Linked DNA regions of Homo sapiens: region 1 is linked to region 2. Evidence: chromatin contacts called from ENCODE Hi-C or POLR2A ChIA-PET data. All regions are on one chromosome and are shown on one strand. Each heading gives the region's core, a stretch centred on a gene start or an enhancer-like site at or near the end of the contact. The rest is flanking DNA. Distances are from core to core; before and after follow the strand shown.

Region 1 (5,565 bases), core at 2,873-5,372, 70 kb before region 2:
CTGTTTTAGATCTTTTCTCCAGCATAATTCAGTGATTGCACATATATCATCGAAGCTTCCTAGACTCCTGGGCTCAGCAGATGGCCCCCCAGAGGCCAGCTTTTCCATTTCTCATAGTATACTTAGGCAAAGACAGAGTGTCATTTTAGCACTTTCCTAGTTGGTATTTTTAAAAATATATTTTTGTACTGTTTAATGCTAGGTATTTAATACCTGGGAGTACTTAAAACCCTAATGGCAAGTTGAATTATCACTGCTTTGCAGCCATGGAAGCTAAAAGAAAGCTTAGAAAAAAATGATTTGGTGCATGTGTCATCTTCAGTTCAAGGTGGAAGGAGAAACCTGAGTCCTTTGACCGTATCATATTGACAGCGTGACTTCTTCCTAGCGCATCTGAGTATATTGAAGTTATTATTTAGAAAACTCAGCCAAGTCTCTCTGTTCTCAGATGCTCAACTCTAATGCCTCCAAAGCACAAAATCAGAGTAGCTCAAATAGGGCAGCAGCTTAGTTTGGATAAATCATGTCAGTCCCTGGATGATTACTGTCCTTATAAAGTAGGGGTCACACCCCCCAAAGAGCAGTGCAAAATCTCTTGGAAAATGTACATGGGAGATGCAAAAAAGAATGCATCTGCAGTCATCTCTTTATATCTATGTGGAGATTATCTGTTTAACAAGCATTAAATGAGAGGTTCATCTCTTTTTTTTTTTTTTTTTTTTGACAGAGTCTCATTCTACAGTCCAGGAATGCAGTGGTGTGATCACAGCTTGCTGCAACCTCTACCTCCTGGGCCAAAGTTGTCCTCCCATCTCAATCTCCTGAGTAGCTGGGACTGCAAGCACACAGTACTAGGTCTGTTTTTTTGTTTTTTTGTTTCTTTGTAGAGATAAGGTCTCACTGTATTGCCCAGGCTTGTCTTGAACCCCCGGGTTCAAGCTCTCTGTGTGTCTCAGCCTCCCAAAGTGCTGGTATTACAGGTGTGAGCCACCATGCCCAGCCTGCATTGTGTTTTGTCTTGGGTTCACAGTGTAGGGTTCACATTCGGACCACTGGTGCAGAAGAGGGTAAATTTAAACCCCTTCAAGTCACAAACTTGCAGGTATACGTGCTAAGTGAATAAAAGGAGGGAGTTCAAGTGGCTCACAACTATAATCCCAGCACTTCGGGAAGCCGAGGTGAAAGATCGCTTAAGGCCAGGAATTCAAGATAGCCTGGGCAACATCTCAAGATCCAATCTCTACAAAAAATCTAAAAAACTTTTTAAAGGTGAGGGCAGTGGTAAACAGTATAATACACTGATTTTGTATTTAAAAAGGAAAAAGGAATAGGGATACACATATACCTACTTATTTGCATTGTATCCATGATGACTACATCTGAAGGAATGCACCAGAAGCTGGAAACATTGTTCCTAGAAGTGGAAGATGGGTGATGGGAGGAAGGAGTAGGAGGGAGGATTTCTACTTTATATCGTTGGTACCATTTTAAACTTTAAACCATGAGAACGTATTACCTATTCACCAAAGAATCAATACAATTTGATGTAAAACATCATGCAACCTGTTCCATGGCAGGGTCAGTGGCTCCAGGTCCTGGGAGTAGGAGAGCAGTAGGTTGGAAAGGGTTGTTTTAGAACCTGTCTCAGCCAGCCTGGCTGAGAGTTGTGACATCCTTTGACCTCAGACTGTGCTCCTCCTGCTACCCAGAGTGTGGCCAGGAGTCACAAGCTCATGTTATTTCTTCAAGCAAATGATGATGTACATCGGTTGCTGGCTGGCATATCGTGCTTTCCCAGCAAAGCAACAAGAATGCTTATGTCCCTGTCTGGGATCTCACTGAAGAGGGTTGCAGACCAAACAGAGGGAACCCCAGAAGCTGGTCATGATGGGCTGGGAAAGTATGTGCTGTAAGGGAGGTCTGAAGCCGGGAGACCAGAGGGCTCGAGGAGCCAGGAGCCGTGTTTCCAGCCATCTGAAGGGAAACCAGAAGACAGGCTAGATGAGAGCTGGGTGGACCTGTGTCCTGGGCAACCTGCAGACTTCCCAGAGCCCCTTTCCTCATCCGCAACATGGGACAGTAATATCCACAGCAAAGGTCTCTCTGGAGTTTTCTGGTTTACGACTTAATGCATGCAAGATGTCTAGCACTTACTAGGCACCCTGCAGAGGTTTCTGAGTCCCATCCCCACCCCTAATCATTCCTGTCAAACCACTAAATTTGTTCAGAGTGGCCCCAGTGTGTGAAAGCTGCAGGAAAAGAGACTTGGGCTCCTATTAGAAAAGACTTTCCTATAGACAGAACCATTCAAAGGTGGAGCAATTCTGTTCTGATGGGCATTTTTCAGGTAACAGTGCTTTATTGGAAGAAACTCAAGGCTCTTTTTTCTGGGTCTCTAAACTCATGACAAACGAAGTAGGATCAAAGACCCCTGGGCCCCATCTCAGACATGGCCCTTCGTGGCCCCTTCCACCTCACTCGCCTCTCCATTCCTGTCCCTCCTCCAGCCAGCCTGTGCAGCTCCCAGAAAGGCTCAATTAAGAAGGCATTTCCAGACCTCGCTGCGGCTGGCACCACCACATTTTTTGCATTCTCTGCCTCTGCGGCTCCTGGAGGCATGAGGTGTGTATCTGCCTGTGTGTGTGTCTCTTATCTACCTCAGGAGAAAAGGACACGAGTCTTGTGACTCAGCCTAAGAGCAATTTCCTCCTTTGACTTCACATTTCCAATTGGAGGGACCCTGGGTTCCAGCGATAACCGTGAGAGTGTCTTCTTAGAGCGAATGTCCTTAATTGTGCTCTGACTTTCCAGGGCTTCTGAGCAGGTGCTGTTGGGAGTCCTTGAGAACTCCAGAATAAGTGAGGTCTGATCCATGCTCCAAACGCAACTACAGTCAAATAGAGGGGATACACACTTATGTTCGGTGTAACTCTCACACCAAACGAACCATGACAAATGCCACAGGGAGCTAAGTGCCATAAAGAATGATTGTAAATGTTAGATATAATAATGGCAAGTGGTTATGTTAAAGGGAAAGCAGTCCTTCTCAGTCAGAGATGCATGCAGATGTCTAGGTTGTTTTAAAATACTCTAGGGAAAGCCAGGCCCGGTGGCTCATGCCTGTAATCCCAGCACTTTGAAAGTCCAAAGCAGGCGGATCACCTGAGGTCAGGAGTTCGAGACCAGCCTGGCAAACATGGAGAAACCCTGTCTCTACTAAAAATACAAAAATTAACTAGGCAGGGTGGCGGGAGCCTGTAATCCCAGCTACTCAGGAGGCTGAGACAGGAGAATCACTTGAATCTGGGAGGTGGAGGTTGCTGTGAGCCAAGTTCACACCACTGTACTCCAGCCTGGGCGGCAGAGCAAGACTCTATCTCAAAATAAATAAATAAATAAGTAACGCTAGGGAAAAACATCTTAAGTGTTTTGGGGTGAGATGATATGATGTCTGGGGTTTGATTTAAAACATTCCAGAAAAAAGGTTGGAGAATAGATGAACAATTTGGCAAAACATTGATAATTGTCATTATTAAAGCTGGGCGTGGGTATAAGAGAGTTTGTTATATCATATTCTCTATTTTTGTATATGCTTGGAAAATTCCAGAATAAAAAGTTAAAAGGAAATGAATGGTTAATGCTGACAGGAGGTGTGTGGGTCAGGGACAGCTTCACACAGTAGGTGAGGTTGAAACTGGGCTTAGAAGATGAGTCAGAGATTGGAAGTGGGAGGGATAGACATGATTTGGAAGCTCTTGTTGGCTTTATTTTTTGTCTGTAAATCCTTCTGTTCTCCTGGGTTTTCATAGCAGTGAAAGCATTTCCCCCTCCAGGGTGTGACCTGCCCTTGTTTCAGACACCCCTTTGGATGGGGCCTCTCAGTGAGGCCTTCTTTGGCTGGCAGAGCTGGAGCTGTCGTGGCCCTGACCAGGTCTGCAGCCCCCACCCCGCTTCCTTCCTCCTCTCTCCCCCTCCATGCCCCGTCTGGGGAAAATTATCCCAGCTCCAAGTAGTAAATTTAAGGCCTTGGCAGCCCTCCCACAGATGACTCCCAAATTATCCCATTCCAAGGGTGGGAGTGGGGAGGCCAGAAGTTCAGGCCCGAGGCATTCACCCAGTCGTTTGAGAGCTCCGGGCGCCATCTGCTGACGGCACCCGGAGCTCCAGCTTGGAATGAAGGCAGGGGGTGTGCTGGAATTCACCAACTCCAGAACAAGGCCGGTCTCAGATCTCTGAGAATGAAGGGGATGCACTGTTTGACAGACACCAGGCAGAAAAGGCGAAGAAAGAGGACGTGTGTGCGTGTGCCTATGTGTGTGCCCGAGTCTGCGTTTGTGGATTTATGCATTTTATGCATGGCGACTGGCTGCTGGGCTGGGGGTGTTTTGGAGGGTGTGTTGGGATGGTCTGCATGCTTCTGTCATTGTTCCTTAGGGTGAGTATGTGGGCCGTCTCCAGAGTAAAAAGACAGTAAATAAGAGGTAATCAGACCCAGCTGTATCCCTCCGAGGGAAGTCTCCAGATGTCCTCCCATCGTTAATCCTCAGCCCAAACATGGGTGATAGGTGACTCGGTTGATTGCATTTTCAGCTGGGGAAAATGAGGCATGTGGCATAACCAGAGCCCTTAGTGAGAAGACTGGCTTCACCACAAGCATCAAATAACCTGGAGGCAAAGACCCTGGAGGTCATTGAGTTCAACCTTCTTACTTTGCAGAGAAGGAAGCATGAGTTCAATGAAGGGGAAAGCAAAAGAGATCCTATTAGATTATCCTTCAAGTCCTTCTCAGCCATGAGTTCTGATGGGCAATTCCGCAACTCACCAAGCCCAATATTTGTGCCAGGAGGGTCCTGGGCAGCTGCTCTCCTGCCTTGCCCCATCTCTGCTTTACCTCTTCTCTATTTTCTCTCCTGAAAGAATTTCCTGGCCCATAAATCCTGAGAGATTTATTATTTCCTGAGGCATCCCTTAGTTGGAAAATGTAGCTTTACAGTCGCCGACTCAGGACCACACTGGGGTCCCAGCTGTTAGCGTGGGAGCACAATTTCTCCTGCATGGTAGTGGGGAGGACGCCAGCCTTCCACCCATCGCAGAGGGGCCACCAACATCACTAGTTACATTTCCTGGCTTCTAACTAAAGCTGCTGAAACACCAGCTCAGAAGTTTCTCTCAGCAAGTTGTAAGAGCAGCCACAAAGTCTAAGAAGAACCAAAGAGCTTGGTTTCTCTCCTCGCCAGCTGGAAGCAGGGGACCTGGGATCTTCCTGTCATCACGATTATTTCTTCTCTCTAAAATGACTGCTTCTGACTCTAGTCTTTTCCCCTCCAATGTGAAAAAAAAAAAATTCCTAAAGCACAGCTCACCTCAAAATCCTGCAGGCAACACCTCCTTTTTTCATATAGGATAAGTCCAGATACTTTTATGGGTTCTTCAAGCACCTCAAACCATGACCCCACATCCCTCCAACACCTTCTCTTCATATTTTCCTATGTGCACTGAGTTCCGGCCACACTGGCCCCTTACCTGTTTCTAGTTCCACCCCCAAGGCCGTTCTGCATCTGCATT
Region 2 (5,743 bases), core at 2,608-5,107:
GAAGTTCATTCAAACATCCATAGATCCCTAGGGCATGAACACAAGGCAGCCAAGTGCTTTGTTAATGCATAACAAGGATGGCCTTAGCTCCAGTTCTCATTTCCATCTGAGACCTCTTCAGCCTGGCCTTCACTGTCCATGTCACTATCAACATTTTGGTCACAACCATTTAACCAGTCTCTAAAAAGTTCCAAACTTTCCATCTTCCTGTCTTTTTCTGAGCCCTCCAAACTTCCAGCCTCTACCTGTTACCAAGTCCCAAAGTTGGTTCCACATTTTCAGGTATCTTTTAGCAATGCCCTACTCTCAGTACCAATTTTCTACGTTAGGCCATTCTTTCATTGCTGTGAAGAAATACCTGAGTCTGGATAATTTATAAAGAAAAAAGGTTTAATTGGCTTAGGGTTCCACAGGCTGTACAAGCATGACACCAGCATCTGTTTAGCTTCTGGGGAGGTCTCATAGAGCTTTTACTTATGGTGGGAAATGAAGTGGGAGCAGGCACATCACATGACCACAGCAGGATCAAGAGAGAGAAAATGTTGGGAGGAGGTGCCACACACTTTTAAATGATCAGATCTTGCAAGAACTCACTATCTCAAAGACAGCACCAAACCATGAGGGATCTGCCCCCATAACAAAAACACCTCCCATCAGGCCCCACCTCCAGCACTGAGTATTACAATCATTCAACATGAGACTTGGGTGGAGACAAATAACCAAACTATATCTCCTGTCTTGGGTTATTTCTGGATGGTGGCATGGAGGGAGGAGGCAGGGGAGGCCTGGTGGCAAGAGAGTAGTCACCTTGTGAGAACTGGCCTGAGCCAGTGGATTGAGATAGGCTAATAGACACAATCCTCTGTGGTCAGACCCATCACCCCTCCCGTGCTCAGGACTGGATAATGGAGCCAGGGACCATATGCTGGCCCTGGAAGGACCCCAAGAGACACAAAGACCAACTCCATCCTTTAACAGAGTCAGCCTTTGATGCCAGAGCTTGGAAGAGAACTGATCAAGTTAGAGGCAGAGCCAAGAGGCTGTGCCTGGTGGGCTCATAATCATGGTCTGCTGGACAAACAGGTCACATTGGCTTCAAATGCCAAGGTAAAGTTTCAAGATTCTGCGGCTTAAAACAGGCAAGACACGCCAAGCATAGGGTCTCATGTCTGTATTCTCAGCACTTTGGGAGGCTGGGGTAGGAAGATCCCTTGAGCCTAGGAATTTGAGACAGCCTGGGCAACATAGTGAGATCCTCGTCTCTACAAGAAAAAAAATTTAAAAATTAGCCAGTTGTGGTTTTATGCACCTGTAGTCCCAGCTACTTGGGAGGCTGAGGCTGGAGGATAGCTTGAGCCTCGAAGTTCAAGTTTATAGTGAGCCGTGATCATGCCACTGTGATCCAGTCTGGGTGACAGAGTGAGTCCCTGAAAAAAAAAAAAGAAGAAAGAATAAAGACAGAAAGAAAGAAAGAAAGAAAGCAAGCAAGCAAGCAAGCAAGCAAGCAAGCAAGCAAGCAAGCAAGCAAGCAAGCCAGCCTTATCTATATTAGAAGTCTGTATTGTGGGCACTTTGCTGGAGTGATTGCCTGGGAGGGAGCACAGGTGAGCTTGGAGGGTGCTGGAAATATTCAATTTCTTGTCCTGGGTGCTCAACACAAGGCTGTGGCAGTTTGTGAAAATTCATCAAGCTATAGGGATGATACATGTACACTGTACTTCAAACAAATATTTTTAAAAAAGAACTAAAATAAGAAAATCATGTGGCTTAGACACTGTTCGGCAGCCCCCTGGGGCGTAGAGGAGAGGGCGGTATGTTTCCAACACCCCCAGCTGTAACCATGGGATGGGGGAGTGTTCGAGGGCTGGCCACTGGCGCATATTGGCAGAGCAAACACACGGGCCTCCGAGCACACTGTCCCCTCTGTGTACACAGGATGTTAGGCCAGGCTCCACCGAGCTGCACTTCATGGCAACAAAGACAACAATGCTACCATCTCGTAATCGTCAATAGCATCGCCTCACTCAAGTCTTTGGTCCAATATTTGCAGAGCCAGGGGAGCCACGTCTACTTTGCAATATTGACTTAGATTCGTCACTTACCAGAAAAACCTGAGTGCCCAGGCCCGCCTGCTCATCCATCGTGGCCTTTGGGAGGTGCGTGGCCTTAGGCAGAATGTGTGGGGTCATGGAAAACCAGCCCCCTTCGTTTCATGGCTGTTGTCACTATTATCTTACCCGTGTACCCTGGAGTCAGGCTGTGGAGAGGGGTCATGAATCTCCAGACTGCTGATTAAGATTGCCCGATGTCCTCTGTAATCCAGTCTACAAGATTTGGAGAGAAGTGAGTTGGCAAAAATGAAGCATGGAGTTCACCTTTTTGAATGGAAGCTTTCAGGAAATGGCGATTATAAAGCATTTCTTCATGAAGAAAAGCTTTCTTTTTCATAAGGAAAGGACATTTCTTCTTCATAAATGGGTTAAACCTTATAAATGCCTAAGACGTTGGCTTCCAGTTCAGGGTTTCACTTTTCCCGATAATTTCTGAGTGAGACACTGTACCATTGACAAATACAAGAGACTGCTTTCCAGAAACTCATGTTGCCCAGGGAAGCAGCTCCCGCTTTGTGAGCTCCAGGGCCCCAGTGCCCGGCCATGACCTGTGACCTCCTCGCTCCCGGCCTGGCTGTCAGCTGGAGAATGTGAGGGGCCAGCCTGCATCAGCTGGACAGGGAGGGCCTGGACACACTGCCCGGAGGCTCTGCTTTCCACAAGGGGCTGACCCCTCACCTCAGGTGCTGTGTCCCGAGGGCAGCCTGGATGCCCAGTCAGGGGGCAAGAGCTTAGACACCCCTGCCCTGAGAGCATTTCTCTTTCTCCCATTTTTATCAGAAAGGCTCTGATGAGACTCCCTGCCCTGCCCTCTTTCTGCCTCCAGGGCCCACACATTCAGGGAGGCCTCCCATAACCATTAATTTAGCCAATTTCCTGGGCCGCACCATCCCCCGGGGACCCCACTTTGGTGGGCAGCAGCGGAACAAGACCCCCTGCTGTTTCCCTTCCCTTTTAATTACACGAGGACAAGCTTCCTTGGGCTGACTTTGGGAGGCAAGCCCCAGGCCAGCCTGGCTGCCCTCCACGAAACAATGCACACATGTTCCGGAGAATTCCCTCCTCGCCTAATCCGGGCTGGGAAGAAAAGGGCTTTTCTTCTTCTTGTCAAAGGGAGTCTTCGATGCTAAGATACCATTTTGTGTCTCAAGTCATGTCACGGGACTTCTGCCTCAGCCTCGCTGCCTGCTCTTTGGAAATGAAAGACACAGTCCTTGATTCACCTCAGGACAAGTGCCCCCACCCTGCCCTCCTCTGAAAATGAAAGGGGGTTGGGGGCCAAGGGAAGCGGGAAGAGCTCCCAACTCCCACTGTTTCTTTCTCATCCTGGCAACCTCGGCTTTCTGAACTATTTGCCCAAAGGATGAGTAGGGAGGGCTGAGCCTCACCTGCTGATCTCAAGGGTCATGAATATTCTTATAATCCCCTGGAAAAAAGGGCCCTTTCATTAGAGAAGCGGATTCAGTCCTGGCGGCCTTCGGTGTTCCCACCTCCTCCTGCCCACCGGCCTGGCCTCCACTCTGCGGTCCGGCTCCGCGGCCTCTGGGTCCCTGCTGGCTTTTCGGCTATTCGCATAGACTAGAAGAAGAACTGGATTTTCATAAGGCACTGCTATGCTGCTTTCCCTCACTAATCCATGTCCCTATGTCATAGAAGAGTTAAAAGAAATAACAAGAAAGAAGTTACAGACATGCAACCTGCCCCTTAGAAAGGGGCAGTTTCACACGAGGGAACTTGCTGAACTCCCTTCAGTACACACGAGGGAACTTGCTGACCGACTCACTGGTAGTTGCATGTTTAAGTTCACACTTTACTTCATTGGACAAAAGGATCTAAGGTCACTTTTGGAAATTCCCACAATAATGCAGATGAAGAAATCAAAGTTACATGAGGAAAAAAAGGGAGCAAGGTGAAATCAAGTCAAGGAAAAATTTAATACCATGAAATTAAGGACTGAATCTGCTTTTCTGATGAAAGGGTCCATCTTTCTAGGGGGTTATAAGACATATAATGTAAGGCTCCATATGAGAGCAAGGATAGGCTGATAATTTAGTTTTGGGCTTCCTAGCAGCCAAAGTAAAAGGAGAAAAATGGTCAATAGAAGGCAGGCACAAAGCATTTGCTCAGGGGTGGCGCAGTTCTTCCTGATGCTGGGTTCTCTATCAACCGTGGGTCCTGGAACAAAAACACTGGTGTGCCGCATTAACAATGTCATCATTAACATCCCTGCGCCAAAGGTAAGAGTTTCACTTAGCAATGCTAAATGAGTTGGACCTGAATCCTCTGCATCTTCTTAAGAAAAATACAGACCCACATGACAGCCTACGTTTTCTTCAGAATCTGTAAGTGCAGCTTATTGAGTTGGTGCCACACAGGCAACACCCTTAAGGGCCTCTCCTGAACAGACATGAATGCTCAGGACTTGGGCTGTGAACTGGACTGTTCACTCTTCCAGGCCCAAGCCCGTAGCACCAGCACCAGCAGAGCAGTTGGAGCAGCGGTGGCTCCACAGAGCAGAGCTGGGCCCTGACTGGAAGCAGAGGCCACTGAAATGTCTGCTAACCCTTTGCTTAGCAGAAAGAGTGGAGGAAACACCTCTGGAGAATAAATTGTACTTGTGTCAGCATAGGTGAGTAGACAGTGCAGGAGAGGGGCAAGATTCCATCAATATTTCTTTTTCTTTTTTTTTGTTTTTGAGATGGAGTCTTACTCCGTCACCCAGGCTGGAGTGCAGTTGTGCCATCTCAGCTCACTGCAACCTCCGTCTCCCTGGTTCAAGCGATTCTCCTGCCTCAGCCTCCTGAGTAGCTGGGAATACAGGCACCCGCCACCACGCCCGGCTAATTTTTGTATTTGTAGTAGAAATGGGGTTTCACCATGTTGGACCTTGGCCTCCCAAAGTGCTGGGATTACAGGCATAAGCCACCGCATCTGGCCAATTCCATCAATATTTCTGATGCCATTCTTGTTTTTGGTTTGGAAACAATTATTGATGGATCTTAATTTAAACCAACATAGTGTCATAATAATAGCTAATAGTTTTGGACACTCACCATGTGCCAGACACTTTGAAAGTGTTTAAAATATATTATCTAATTTTAACCCCAAAGCCCCGAGATAGAAAACACACACACTTGTGTGTGTGTGTGAAATGAGGAAATGAAGGCTTAGAGAAGAATTTGACACCGCACAGCTAGAAAACAGCAGTGCCAGGATTTTAACCCAGTACTGCGACCTGCAGGGCCCAGGGTCTTCACGAGCATAACATCCTGAGAAGAAAATCCTACTAGAAATCAGGAGGCCTGGAAGTGTTTGCTTCAGAGATCCAAACAAACTAGCTTTGTAAACTGTAACAAACTAGCTTTGCTATGTTCTCCTTCAGGGATTCATTTATGCCATGTTTTTGAACATGTATTGGGACTTCAAAATCCTTTATAGCCCCGACATTCAAATCAGCTTATTTATTCATTAGATCACAATGTATTGTGCCAGGACTGTGTTATGGGGAAATCAGGCGCAGTCAGTCTCTGATTTCTTAGAATCTACAATCTAAATGGGAAGATGGACACCGTGTAAGTAACTGGGAATGTCACATGCACAAAGAGGGCCAAGTTTAGGGTGCTACAGGAGAA

The links. A loop is a pair of places that touch in the nucleus more often than their neighbours do. ChIA-PET counts read pairs that join two places held with the same protein, here RNA polymerase II (POLR2A). Pooled maps may share reads with other maps.
Region 1: a map of HepG2 shows a loop between it and region 2 (3-fold over the local background). The contact joins two enhancer-like sites. A Hi-C loop is called at or near these places in 3 of 168 maps with a recorded cell type or tissue (HepG2, astrocyte of the cerebellum and endothelial cell of hepatic sinusoid) and 1 of 50 pooled maps. POLR2A ChIA-PET finds 5 or more read pairs at or near these places in 4 of 52 experiments (Caco-2, K562, PC-9 and 1 more).

What each region holds. Positions count from the first base shown.
Region 1 is chr3:193,779,533-193,785,097 of GRCh38, reverse strand. No RefSeq gene overlaps it. Among named protein-coding and RNA genes, the nearest start is that of LINC02038, 62 kb to the left of the region's middle. RefSeq lists silencers at 3,584-3,878, 4,131-4,190. Within about 2 kb of position 4,122, at least 7 of the 41 ENCODE cell types and tissues checked have a DNase peak (open chromatin) inside an H3K27ac peak, as active enhancers do.
Region 2 is chr3:193,708,610-193,714,352 of GRCh38, reverse strand. No RefSeq gene overlaps it. Among named protein-coding and RNA genes, the nearest start is that of OPA1-AS1, 84 kb to the right of the region's middle. RefSeq lists enhancers at 2,273-3,207, 3,208-4,143. Within about 2 kb of position 3,857, at least 2 of the 41 ENCODE cell types and tissues checked have a DNase peak (open chromatin) inside an H3K27ac peak, as active enhancers do.